Linked DNA regions of Homo sapiens: region 2 is linked to region 1. A link is a contact called in ENCODE Hi-C data. All regions are on one chromosome and are shown on one strand. The core of a region is the stretch at or near the end of the contact, and the rest is flanking DNA. Distances in the headings are between cores, read along the strand shown. Region 1 holds the start of ANKRD50 (ankyrin repeat domain containing 50). Region 2 holds the start of SCLT1 (sodium channel and clathrin linker 1).

Region 1 (5,796 bases), core at 3,297-5,796:
TGTACAGTTTTAATTCTATTAAAAGGTATAGTTTTATATTAAAGACTACATTATTTATTCTGTACAGTGATTCCATATTGAACACTCTCCATCAAACCTTGCATCTCACATGCCACAGGCATCAACTAACAGATTTCCTCATTAATTTAAGAATGATACAACAGTTTTAACGCTGACTTTGATGGCTAACAACAAAAGATAATAGATTTGCCTTTAGTTTTATTGGACTAAATTTACATATTAAAGAGTCTACAAGAATATCACACCTCTCAAAGATACATCCCTTTGGCTGACTTTAATAAATTCCTCCCATATTTGAATTCTGTACCATCCCTAACTCTCATTCTAGAATACCACTCCCTCTATCACTATATGGGTAATCTGAAAACCACACTCAAACCACACTGTGACACAACTCCTGTTCTCCAGCTTTGCCATACATAACCTTCTAAACCCCTCCTCTTCCCATCAAGTCCCCCAGAGAATTTCTAAGATTACTAACACATACACACACACACACACACACACACACACATACACACACACACATTTAAAATCTCAGCCCTGCCATTTACTAGTCTGTAACCTTGAACAATTTATTTAGCCTCTCTGTACCTTAGTTTCCTCATCTATAAAATGGGAGTAGTAACTACCTCACAGGATTATTATGAGGATTAAATGATCTAATATTTGTAAAGCACTTAGAATAATGACTGACACTTACTGTTTACTGTAATTACTATTAAATATTTTCAATATTACTTTCAAAATGTATAGATTTCACCCCATTAGATTTGAGGATATCATAAAAACAAACATCACTCTTTTTAGAGTGATTCAAATCTCTCCTAGAAACACACTCAAGCAGAAGAGAGCCACACACACACACACACACAAACCTCCAGTGCACAGTATACCAGAATCTTTGGAGAACAAACTTTTGCCCGCTAAGAATGTTATTGTAGAGAAAAAGCTTATGGCAAAATGGGTAATTCAAGCAGAAGTGAAGCACAAACTAACAATTTGCCTGCTACTTTTACAATGAGCAGAGGCATGATATGCAAAAAAAAATGTTTTCAAGGAATTATATTTTCTTGAACAGATTTGAATCTGAAACCACTCTGGAAAGCAACTTGCTCACTTCCTGGACCAATCCATTTACCATGGAAAAAAAGCTTTGCTGAAGTTAGGAAAAAACACTTTCTTTGTACCACTCACTAAAAGTAAAAGTAGTAAGATGATCCCAAATGTTCGCTATTTTATAAATTCACATACTTCTAAATACCAGTTTTTCAATTAGTTAGTTAATAGGAGAATAAATCCCAAAACTCATCAGCAAATTTTCTTCAGATTCTCAGTGGCCAATAATCTCCTTTAAAGAAAACCTTTCTTACTTAAAAAAATACTACTACTATAAGGAAAAAAATAAAAAGATACTAGATGCTATACTGATAATTACTCTAAGTTCAGTTCACCCTCTGAAAATGTAACCTATTTCCAGACAGCTAAATGTGCTTCTCTACCATAAGAACAAATTTCCCTTACCATTTATAGGCAATGTAAGTAACATTATGTTATTAAGTAAAATTAAGATACACTTTTAATCCATTTTAATCCATATGCTGTGCAATACCAAAACCTAAATTTTACTTCCTTTGATATTCAAAGTAAACAGGTATACTCATAACTTCAGATTAAGGCCAAATGTACAGCACCAGTAAAAGTAACCCACAAAGTTAAAACAAAAAACTACAACTAAAAATTAATTTAATTTCAGCATAGAAATCTGAACACCATGACATTTTTATTGTTACCTTTTAAATGCTTCGGCTGGGTTTCTCTCGCACTCCCCAGGCTGTAAGAGGCTTTGGACTGCTGGATCCCTTAGCTTGTCCTCATATCCTTGGAGTAGTCCACTGCGGCAGATCTGGGCTACTAGACCTCTAATAAACCCTCCAACACACAAAGTATCAGAGTCCTGGGCTTTGCAGAAATGAAAGGCCAAAGCTTGGCGATGTAAACCTCTCTGCAAACTTGCAGGTGAACTTGGCCATAAGAGTTCAGTACATAGGGCCGTCTTGCCACTGCCAGGCCCTCCTACCAACAACACACCCCAGGCAGCTCCCTTTCCAGAGACACCACTAGCATTATTCCCAGAATTCATTACAAGTGATGGTGCATTGACAGCACTATTGCAGCAGTTACTTTTCTCCTGGAGGCAATGCTGAAGCTTGTGGAAAACCCACTCCCTACAGTAAAACTGCTTCCCTTGCAGTAAACTGGTTTGAGCCATTTTGCAGACTTTCTCTTCCCAAGGATTAGTCATAACGGGTTTTTTATCTTCATTTGCTAGAGTCTGGATACATCAACACAGGTCTTTCCATCCATTATGACATAACTTGTATATTAAGTTGACTCTGAAGACAGAGTAACTAGTTACAGTAAAATTCAACAGCCACAGAGTTCCTCTGTCAACAGAACGTGCATGACTTTATTTGGTTCCTTATTCTTGATCAGCAGTCTATGTATTAGTTGTTGAACTGAGGGAGAAACGCCTGATTCCACAGCTCAGCAACACTTTTCCTAAATTTTAATGAGTCACATAACTCCATGGTTATAACTGGAGTTTATGTGATTGTGGATGTTTCAAGAACAGAGATGAGACAATACATGTGGAAAACTAAAGAAAAAACCCAATCTTTCAATTTGTACAAAATGCTTCTCCAGATTCCAAGTGTTAATTCTGCATCTGACAATTAGATTCTGAAAAGAGGTCCACTGCATTAAATGGCATCAGAGAGATTACATTTATACGGTATGAGGTACAGTATGTAAGTAGCTCTGTATTTCTCGTTGAAGGATGATCACTCAAGAGTACTAGATCGTGCCAGTTTCAGGCATCTGGGCAACTGCCAGGAACTGTTTCAGATTATAGTCTCTTATGTGGCAGAAATGACAACCACTGTTAACACCTTCTTAATTCAAAGCATTCATAATATGCATTTTTCAAGACAGCAGATTCTTAATGAACCTGTTCACAGGTTTCTTGGTTTTAAGACGTCCGGGTAATCAACAATTTCCACAAGTAACTAAAATAAAACAAACAAAAATACCTCAGTGCAAAATATCATATGTTAAAAACTTATTAAGGACAATAAAGGTTGCAGTGTACCAGTTAACGTAATCTCAAAAATCCACGTACTTCACCTTTGGCACTTTCAAAAAGTTGGACAAAAACCACTGAAATAATCACATTCTCCCTTCTGCATTTTTCTTCCTCATTGTTATGCTTCCCAAACAGCCACATTTTAATCAAGTTACCCAAGATTTTTGCAACTTCACCATAGCAAAGGAGGGGGGGAGAAACTTTACGCACATACAGTAACACCCTTAACTCCAGGCAAAACGCTCATTCACAGTAGACTGGTAGAACAGCGCCAGCTAAGGAAGCTCTATTAACTTACACAGTCCAGTCAGTCAAGGACTGTCTACTCCTCCAGCCACACTTCTTTGTTGATAATGTGCAAAAATCTAGGGGAAGATTACCAGGGTTGCAGCTGGATGGGAAACGGTTTAAAAAAAAAAAACAAAAACGATGGGGGATGACTGTTCTTATAAGAATGATAAAGCAAACACAAGTAAAATGTGAATCCTTCCTTCCTCTGGGCCAAGGATGGAGGTCAGGGATAAAATCTACCAGTCTGGCCGGAGAAAAGGCTGCTAGAGAGAAATTCCTTCCAAGACAGGAAAGGGATAAAGAGTAGAGTGCTTCGGTGCTGGTGGGTGTCTGCCCACAGGTCCGGCCTCCAGTTTCAGCTGACAGACAAAAGGAACTCCGGGATTCCCAGCGCCGGGCACCACCTTGGGTTGGAACCGCCCAGAGGAGCCACAGGGGAGCCACCTCAGAGAGGCCACGAGCGAAGGTGCAGCCTCCACACCGAGGTCTGCCCTTCCAGAGGCTGGGAGCGCCTCTGCACCCCGCCCCGCACCGAGATTGGGGTGTGTCTTTTGAAGGGGGAGGGGGTGACTGAGGTCCTTGCCAATCCCAGACGAGGGGTCGCCTCCCGGTCGGCTTCCGCCTCTGCGCTCCCGCCCCATGCCCCGCTCCCGCTCCCACCCGGCCGACGGCGGTGCGAGGGAAGAGGGCAAATCTGGGGCTCGAGGCCGGAGAGGGTGGGTGGTTGGGTCAGGTCCAAGCCACGGCCTCGGCCTCCCAGCTTCCAACCCGAGGGAGGGGCCTCGCTTCCACCGCCGCCGCCGCCCCCCGGTTACCTCGGCCCCAGCCGCCGCCGTGGCCGCCGCTGCCGCTGTTAGGGACTCTCAGTCTCAGACACTTGCTTCGCTGAGAAGTCGCTGCCAGCAGCGCTCCCAAGACTCCACTCCAACTGCAGCCGCCTCCTCCGCCGGGCCCGGGGCACGCTCCCAGCTCCGGATCCTCCTCTTGGCCCCCGGCGGCTGCCAGTTCCAGCTTTCCCAGCAGAATCGGTCGTGCTCGCCCCAGCCCCCACCGGCCAACCGCCGCCGCCGCCGCCGTCAGGGCAGTAACTGTCTCAGGCAGCCCCCGGCCGGCCGGCTCCGCCCCGCCCGCCCAGCCCAGACCCCGCCCCCGCCCCCGCCCCCGCCCCGCCGCTCGGCCTTTCTTTGCCCGCCGGCTCCGCCTCCGCGTCCTTCCCCTCCCCCACCGCGCTCTCCCGCAGCATCCCGTGCCTGGGCGTGTGCGGCCGCCTGGGACCCGCTGCCGGCGCGGCGGGGAGACCTGTCTCGGGGCGGCGTGGGGGCCCCGCCTTTCTCAGGGGAGGCGGAGAACGGGGCGGGGGCTGCGTTCTCACGTCTCCGAGCTCACGCGAGTCGTTGCCCCCACCCTCCCCGTCACCACTGGGCCCTGATCCTTCCTTTGTCTTCCAGGCCGGAGGGACTCGCCGGCTGTTGGTGCCGTATCTGCTCCTGGGAGGGGCAGTTGGGTAGGGGGAGATTGCCTCTTGCCTCTCTCTGCTCAACCCTTTTGCCTCTCCCTTAACCCCGTTGCTTCCAAAGCCACTTCGGGCCCCGTTCTACCCCTCAGTCGTCCGGTCTCCTTTCAGTCCATTAAATTCCAGGGATGCTTTTACTTTGGCTGGGACGAAGAGAAGGAAGGAAAAGACTGGGAAGAATGTTGCGAAAATAGAAATAGTGGGGGTATACAGCGACATTCCTACCAGCCTCATGAAAAGGACGTGGCCTCCATCAGATGGAGGTTGACAGCAGGCTTGACTGGGTCTCAGGCCCCTGCTCCTCAGGGCCACTTGATCACCCGCAGCGTCCACTAGGGGGGAAGGTCTTGGTCATGTGGCGTCAGGAAATGCCCTAGAGGGCCTGCTCACAGGGGCCTGTTGGACTAAGCATGTCAGTTGTTTGCACTTACTGGACCTGAGTTGCTTAGATTCCAAATTTCTCCCGGGAAAATAAGTATACCGTCAACTGATGGAATAGGAAATGTAGCATTTTTTATTTTAATTGTTTATGCTAAAATCCAGAGTGCTCTATTTCCCATTCCTCATTAACTTGCATGTGGTTATTTGCCAAAATATTAAGCCAGTCTCCCATCTAGTTTTAGAAATTTCATAGTATAGCTATCACAATAAGAAAGATGGATAAACAAATAGATCGTGTTTGTGCTTACTCTTTCATATTGTTTATTCGTGCCAATTGAGGTTTACTGATCTTAGTATTTAATTTTAATTCATGTACCCTGAATTTTGGGCTTCTTTCCTAAAACACAAGCAAAAGAGGCAGAGTATAAATTCTCCAGAATTAGGG
Region 2 (5,727 bases), core at 367-2,866, 4.4 Mb after region 1:
AACTTACTACCTTTTTCCTAACTTCCCCGTTGCTCAAGCAAAAACTAAGTTGCTCTCTACCTCTTTCTCTCAAATCCCCTGATCTCCAGTCTCCCTGTGCCCAACTTAGTTTACTTCTTACCTGAATGATGACAGTAGACAACTAACTGCACTCTGCTATAATGCATATTCCCCGTAAAAATCAGACCGGGCCTTCTAAACTACAATTTGATCATGCCACTCTCAACTGAATTCCTATAACCCATGCAATGGTCCATACTCCTTAGCACAGAGAAGACAGGGCCCTTCACCATCCAGCCCCTTTCTACGCCTTCAACTGCACTTGCCATTTCCCTATATAAATATTCCAATTCAATTTACATCAATATTACACTCAAACCAGCCGTATTGCAAGTCTTTAACAAAGCATATTCCTAATCCCCTCAGTGTCACAAATATTGTTCTATTTGGGATGCCTAGAGTTTTTCATATAGTAAATTCATATTTGTACTGCACGTTTCAGCCCAATAGCACCTTCCTTGAACATATTTTAATAATAATCGTGTAATAGTTAATATTTGTTTAACACAATGTATCAGATACTATTCTAAATCCTTTACATATTTTAATATTCATTTAATCTTTCCAACAACCCTATGAGACTGTGGCAAAAGAGCCAGCAGTTGCTGTCACTTCAATATATTTTGGAATACATTTCCCTCCCCAAATTAAATTCTTGGAGGTAAAAACTGTCCTGTTTATCTTTGCAGCAGCTGTTCTTCCATAGTGTCTGGTACATAATAGAAACAGGAGTTCAATAAACATCTTTTTAATAAATGGCCAGAGAGCTGTGCCCCTAGATTTTAAATGCACACTTGGAAACTCCTGCTGGCCATTAGCCTTCTAATCTTCAGAGCACGAGAGGAGCATAACAAACATGTTTAGCGTCTAGTAGAATTCTGTGTAAGCTACAAGTACTACCACACGGTTCTGCTTAAATATACACACATCCTCACGTATAACATCAAGGTTTTTTTTTTCCTGCAACTAACTTCTTTAACTCTTTACCAATTTAAATGTACCCAACCAGCATTCAAAAAAGATTTGTCGGTCAACGACGACGATATTAAACATTGTATATGAAGTCTCAAAAAAACATGGAGCTTACTTTGCTCTCTCAGAAAGTCGATTTCTGCAGCCATTTCGATACAATTTTAGTTTAGAGCTTTCACCACCTTTACCTTCCTCTGAAAGACAGAGAGCTTGCTGTGCGGGAAAACAAAACTAAGCCAACGCTCGGTTGGTTGTCAAGCGCTCCAGCGGTGCAATCTGCATCCTACTCACGCGGCATCTACAGCCCCGCCACGCTTCTTTCCCCCGCGCCCCAGACGAGTCCCTGGCCCTGGTGAGAGACTGAAGATTGCTGGGGACTCCACGTTCAACCGAATCCCACGCTGGTGGGAAGAGGACGCGGTCGATACAGGCGTCCCGCGGGTCACTCTGGGTCTCGTCGGGCCACCTAGGAGAGTGCCGCGGGAGCTTGACGGCAGCCTGAGAGCGGCGTTCTACGCGGAGCGGCGGGGGTTGGAGAGGACAACGCCAAGACGGCTGGGAAGCCCCAGGCCAGCAGCGGAAGTCCACTCGGCCCGCCCTGCGACTTTGAAACCGGTGCCCCGGACCACTCCTTGGAGACGGTGGCGCCTCTTGCGTCATCACGCGGGCGTTGGAGCTTACGCCATCGCGCGTCCTAGAGTCCTAGCACGCTATTGGCTGGCTGTCAAGCAATGGGAGGAGTCGTGAGAACCTGGATGACAGCGGGCTGAGCCACCGGCTTGGCGCGGCGGCCAAACTGGTGGGACAGTGTCTCCAGGTAGTGAGGCCCAACCTCTTTAAAACAAACAAACAAACAAACAAAAAACCAAAATGCAAACGTGAGTAGAGAATGAAATACACAGTTTAAATGCCCTCACTATCTTTGGGTTACTAATATACTAAGCCTTTCTGGACTAAGTAAAAGATGCAGGTTCCTGCGGCTAGGGATAGAAGCCAGACTGGCGTCTTCAGAATCTCCCACCAAGGCTGTACCTCTGGAGGAGTTCTAGGTTTGGATTTGGTCATCTCAAGAAGGTAAGTACCTTCTCGGTCTTTGTGGGTCTTTAGACAAAGGAGACAACTGTTGTTTAAATATTTAACTGTGTAGTAATAAAGCGTGTAGTTAGAAGTACTCAAAAGATCTTGCAAATTCAGCAGCTACTTCTTCAAAGATAAGCTTGTTTCCTCAAATATAAGGAAAGATAAAAGGTACTTTTTTTTGCAAAAAACAAAACGGTAAAACTTACATTTGTGGATAGATTACAATTTTCATTTTTGAAAATTAATTTTGTCTGGACTTAAAACGTATTTTTTTAAAAAAAATCATTTAACATTAGAGGAAATCTCACCACTAGCAACAAAAATGTTAACTTGAAGCTAGCCACTAGTTTTGTGCTTTTAATAAATTGTATTTTTATGGACTGAAGTAAAGTTTCACTAAACAGGCATGTCATAGATGCAGCTTGATTTGGCTTTCTGTTTAACGGCTTAAGAGTTTTGTTGTCCCGTACTCATAATGTCATATAAACAAAGTAACCTTAGCGATATGTGTTAAGAAATTTTAAAAATGTATTCAAATATATGCAGTTAGGCATCTGAAGGCCTTACTCAATACTCACTGTTAATAGAATGAGATGGTCCCTTCCTCTAAAGACTAGCTGTTAAATATGGATGTGTAGCTTAATAATCATTGAAAAGGTCTAATCCAGCTTTGAGTTGGTGATAATTGAACTTGTTCTGATTTTTAGTAGCTATAACGTTTACACAAAAACTTTTTGTATAAACGTTATAGCTAAGGGAAAATTGAGTGTGCAAGGTCCAACTCGTTTTTGAAGTTCAGTATATGACTCTTTCTTCATAAACATCTCACTGACTCTCCAAGGACTTGCTTGTAACTTCTCCCACATTTGAACCTTGTATATTGTCGTATTTCTACTTGGCATCAAATAAATAATTATAGACTTAACTCTACGCTTACACCCAAACTGGATGGAAGCAAATACCTTCTGGCTATAACTGATGAGTGGTATTTACATAAAGTGAATATCTCAGGTGAAAACTTTTATGTCTGCACTCGAATTTTTTAGCTTACATGATCATAATTATGATCATGATAGTTTTTTGTTTTTGCGTTTGTGTTTGTGGTTACAAGATTTTAGTAGTTGAATTTTAATGGAGTATTTTCAACATAAGTTTCATCATTAGGAAACAAAATTGTGATGATTTCACTTATCCTTAAAGGATCCCCTCTCATGTTCCTCCTTTTCACATCTCCTGAGTTCTTTATCCACTTCTCCCAAGGTAGGTGCCACCTTAGTACTTACTTCATGCTCCTTCCTGCATTATCTGTCATGTTTTGTAGTTTGTCTCCAGGCTCCATCATAATACCTGGAACACAGAGTTGATTAAATATCTGATGGAAGGAATGAAAGAATTCAGTGGATGTTCATGAAAAGTATCTATTAGTATAAATTGAATACAAGGAATGACAAGCAGAAATGTATGTAGTTTGTGTGTAACTCTTGTCAAGCCACCATTTAATGTTTTTATATGACTTTTCTGCAATAAAGAAAACCCCTAAAGTTGTATAGATTGAAAATTAGTGACATTTCACTAACATTCATTTGGTTGATCAATTGACATTGAGCACCCAGTACTATGTGCAAAGTACCAGGAAGAATACAAAGTTAGAAGTTTAAGCAAGGATCAGAACAGATCACACAGCTGGCAAGTGCCTGAGTTGAGATTTGAACCCAGGCAGTATGGTTCTAATTTCACAATTGTTAACTGCTATGAACATGCCTCCCCAGGAATATAGTATAATATAGTTTATAGCTGGTATAATATAATTTATAGTTTTTGCTTATATGGCCAGTTAGCCTTTAGTTGTATTAAATGAAATATTTCTGTACATGTTATATTGTAATCTTAATGATTTACAGTTGATTTTCAAATTATTGCACAGTATTTATATTTCTGAATCACCCTTCCTTCTTCTAGGAAACCACTCATACTTTAGTGGAACGATTAGAAGTCTTCAGTTGTTCATGTGTGGCCCTTCAACATCTTTCTTTCCTAGAAAAATCAAGCGTCTTAGCTTCAGTGTTCTAAGCCCCTCCCCCAGAACGTGTAGGCAGCTGGGTGGAGCCTAAAGCCGAGCCCTCTCCTGTGACCTCGGCTGAAAAGAAGAAGCCAGTGTTTGAGAAAAGCTTCGTGGTCTGTGTTCTCTAGTTGTTCCCTCTTCTCTCTGACATTCCTTTCGTCGTCGCCAGGTCTTGTTTTTCGCTTGATCTCTGGAAAATACTGAAAAGTATTTTACTTTTCAGCTGTCTCCTGCTAAGTGAGCGTACTCCCCCTTTCAGGCTGACTTCCTCATTTCTCCGTTTCCCTGATAAATGGGCGGGGCCTCGGGGAGGTATGGAAACTGAAAAGAAATCATTATTGTAGAAAAACTAAAGAAATTTTTGTTGAGCAGAGGAATTTGGAAATTTTCCTTGCAGATCATTTGGTTGAGAAAACACCTTTACCATAACTTATTTCTTTTAAACTTTGCGGACATTTTTTCTTTTCCTGGGTTCTTAATGCTCCAGTGTTCGGTCTCCTTTCTCTTCCTTCGTTTCCTTTTAGAGGTCTTTCCAGGTAAAGATAAAGCAATCAGAACAATTGAAAATTTATTTTTTTAACTTGTTTTAAGAGCAATTTGAAGAATAGAGGTTAAAAGTAGAAACATACAGAGTAACAATAAATATTGTATTAAGAAAGTCTAAACAGCCAAACTTAAAATTGCATTGCAGGACAGTAATCATCTTGATAATATGCATTATGACTTTTCGGAAACGTTCAGCATATATAATATAAAGGGGAGAAGAGGCAGCCACCATACTCTTTTTAAGAGAACCGGCCTTAAATTAGACTTAAAATATATATATTTTTTTGAGACGGAGTCTTGCTCTGTTGCCAGGCTGGAGTGCAGTGGAGCGATCTCTGCTCACTGCAACCTCCGCCTCCGGGTTCAAGCGATTCTTCTGCCTCAACCTCCCGAGTAGCTGGAACTACAGGCGCGTGCCACCACGCCCAGCTAATTTTTGTATTTTTAGTAGAGACGGGGTTTCACCATGTTCGCCAGGATGGTCTCGATCTCCTGACCTTGTGATCCGCCTGCCTTGGCCTCCCAAAGTGCTGGGATTACAGGTGTGAGCCACCGCGCCCGGCCAAAAAATAATTTTAAACTGTTCAGTTACCTTAAAATAGTAATGCATGTCTGTCATAGTGTAAAATGCAGATAGGTTTTTAAAAAGTGATGAAGTTGAAAGGAAGCCTTCCTCCTTCCCATATCTGCAGGCAGATAATTCCCTTCAGGGAAGCAACCACTGTTACCACTCGTTTCTTGGATGTTTCCTGAGATAGTGTATGCCTCACAAGCATATATGCAAATAAGCTTCCTTTTTATTAAATAAATGCACCTTGCTTTTTTTCACTTCACAACATATTTTAGCATAGATGTTAATTCAGAGCTGCCTCATTCATTTTAGCAGTTATACAGTGTTTCATTGTATGGTATAGCATAATTTTTTTTACCAGTCCTCTACTGATGGGTATTTAAGTTGCTTCCAACATTTTGTTATTATGAACAATGCTACCACAAATATCCTCAAC

Evidence for each region. Hi-C counts contacts between places; a loop is a spot of excess contacts on that map. Pooled maps may share reads with other maps.
Region 2: a loop to region 1 is called in a map of sigmoid colon, with 11 times the contacts of the local background. The contact joins the promoter of SCLT1 here to the promoter of ANKRD50 in region 1. A Hi-C loop is called at or near these places in 2 of 168 maps with a recorded cell type or tissue (naive thymus-derived CD4-positive, alpha-beta T cell and sigmoid colon) and 9 of 50 pooled maps.

What each region holds. Positions count from the first base shown.
Region 1 is chr4:124,708,186-124,713,981 of GRCh38, forward strand. It overlaps ANKRD50 (ankyrin repeat domain containing 50), which reads right to left and starts at 4,547. Exons shown (of 5, transcript NM_020337.3): 1 at 4,273-4,547; 2 at 1,815-3,089. The coding sequence starts at 2,326. RefSeq lists enhancers at 3,955-4,520, 4,521-5,086 and silencers at 4,034-4,273, 4,424-4,803.
Region 2 is chr4:129,091,923-129,097,649 of GRCh38, forward strand. SCLT1 (sodium channel and clathrin linker 1) reads right to left here and starts at 1,617. Exons shown (of 21, transcript NM_144643.4): 1 at 1,148-1,617. The coding sequence starts at 1,181. C4orf33 (chromosome 4 open reading frame 33) reads left to right here and starts at 4,230. Exons shown (of 6, transcript NM_001099783.2): 1 at 4,230-4,287. RefSeq lists an enhancer at 1,312-1,881.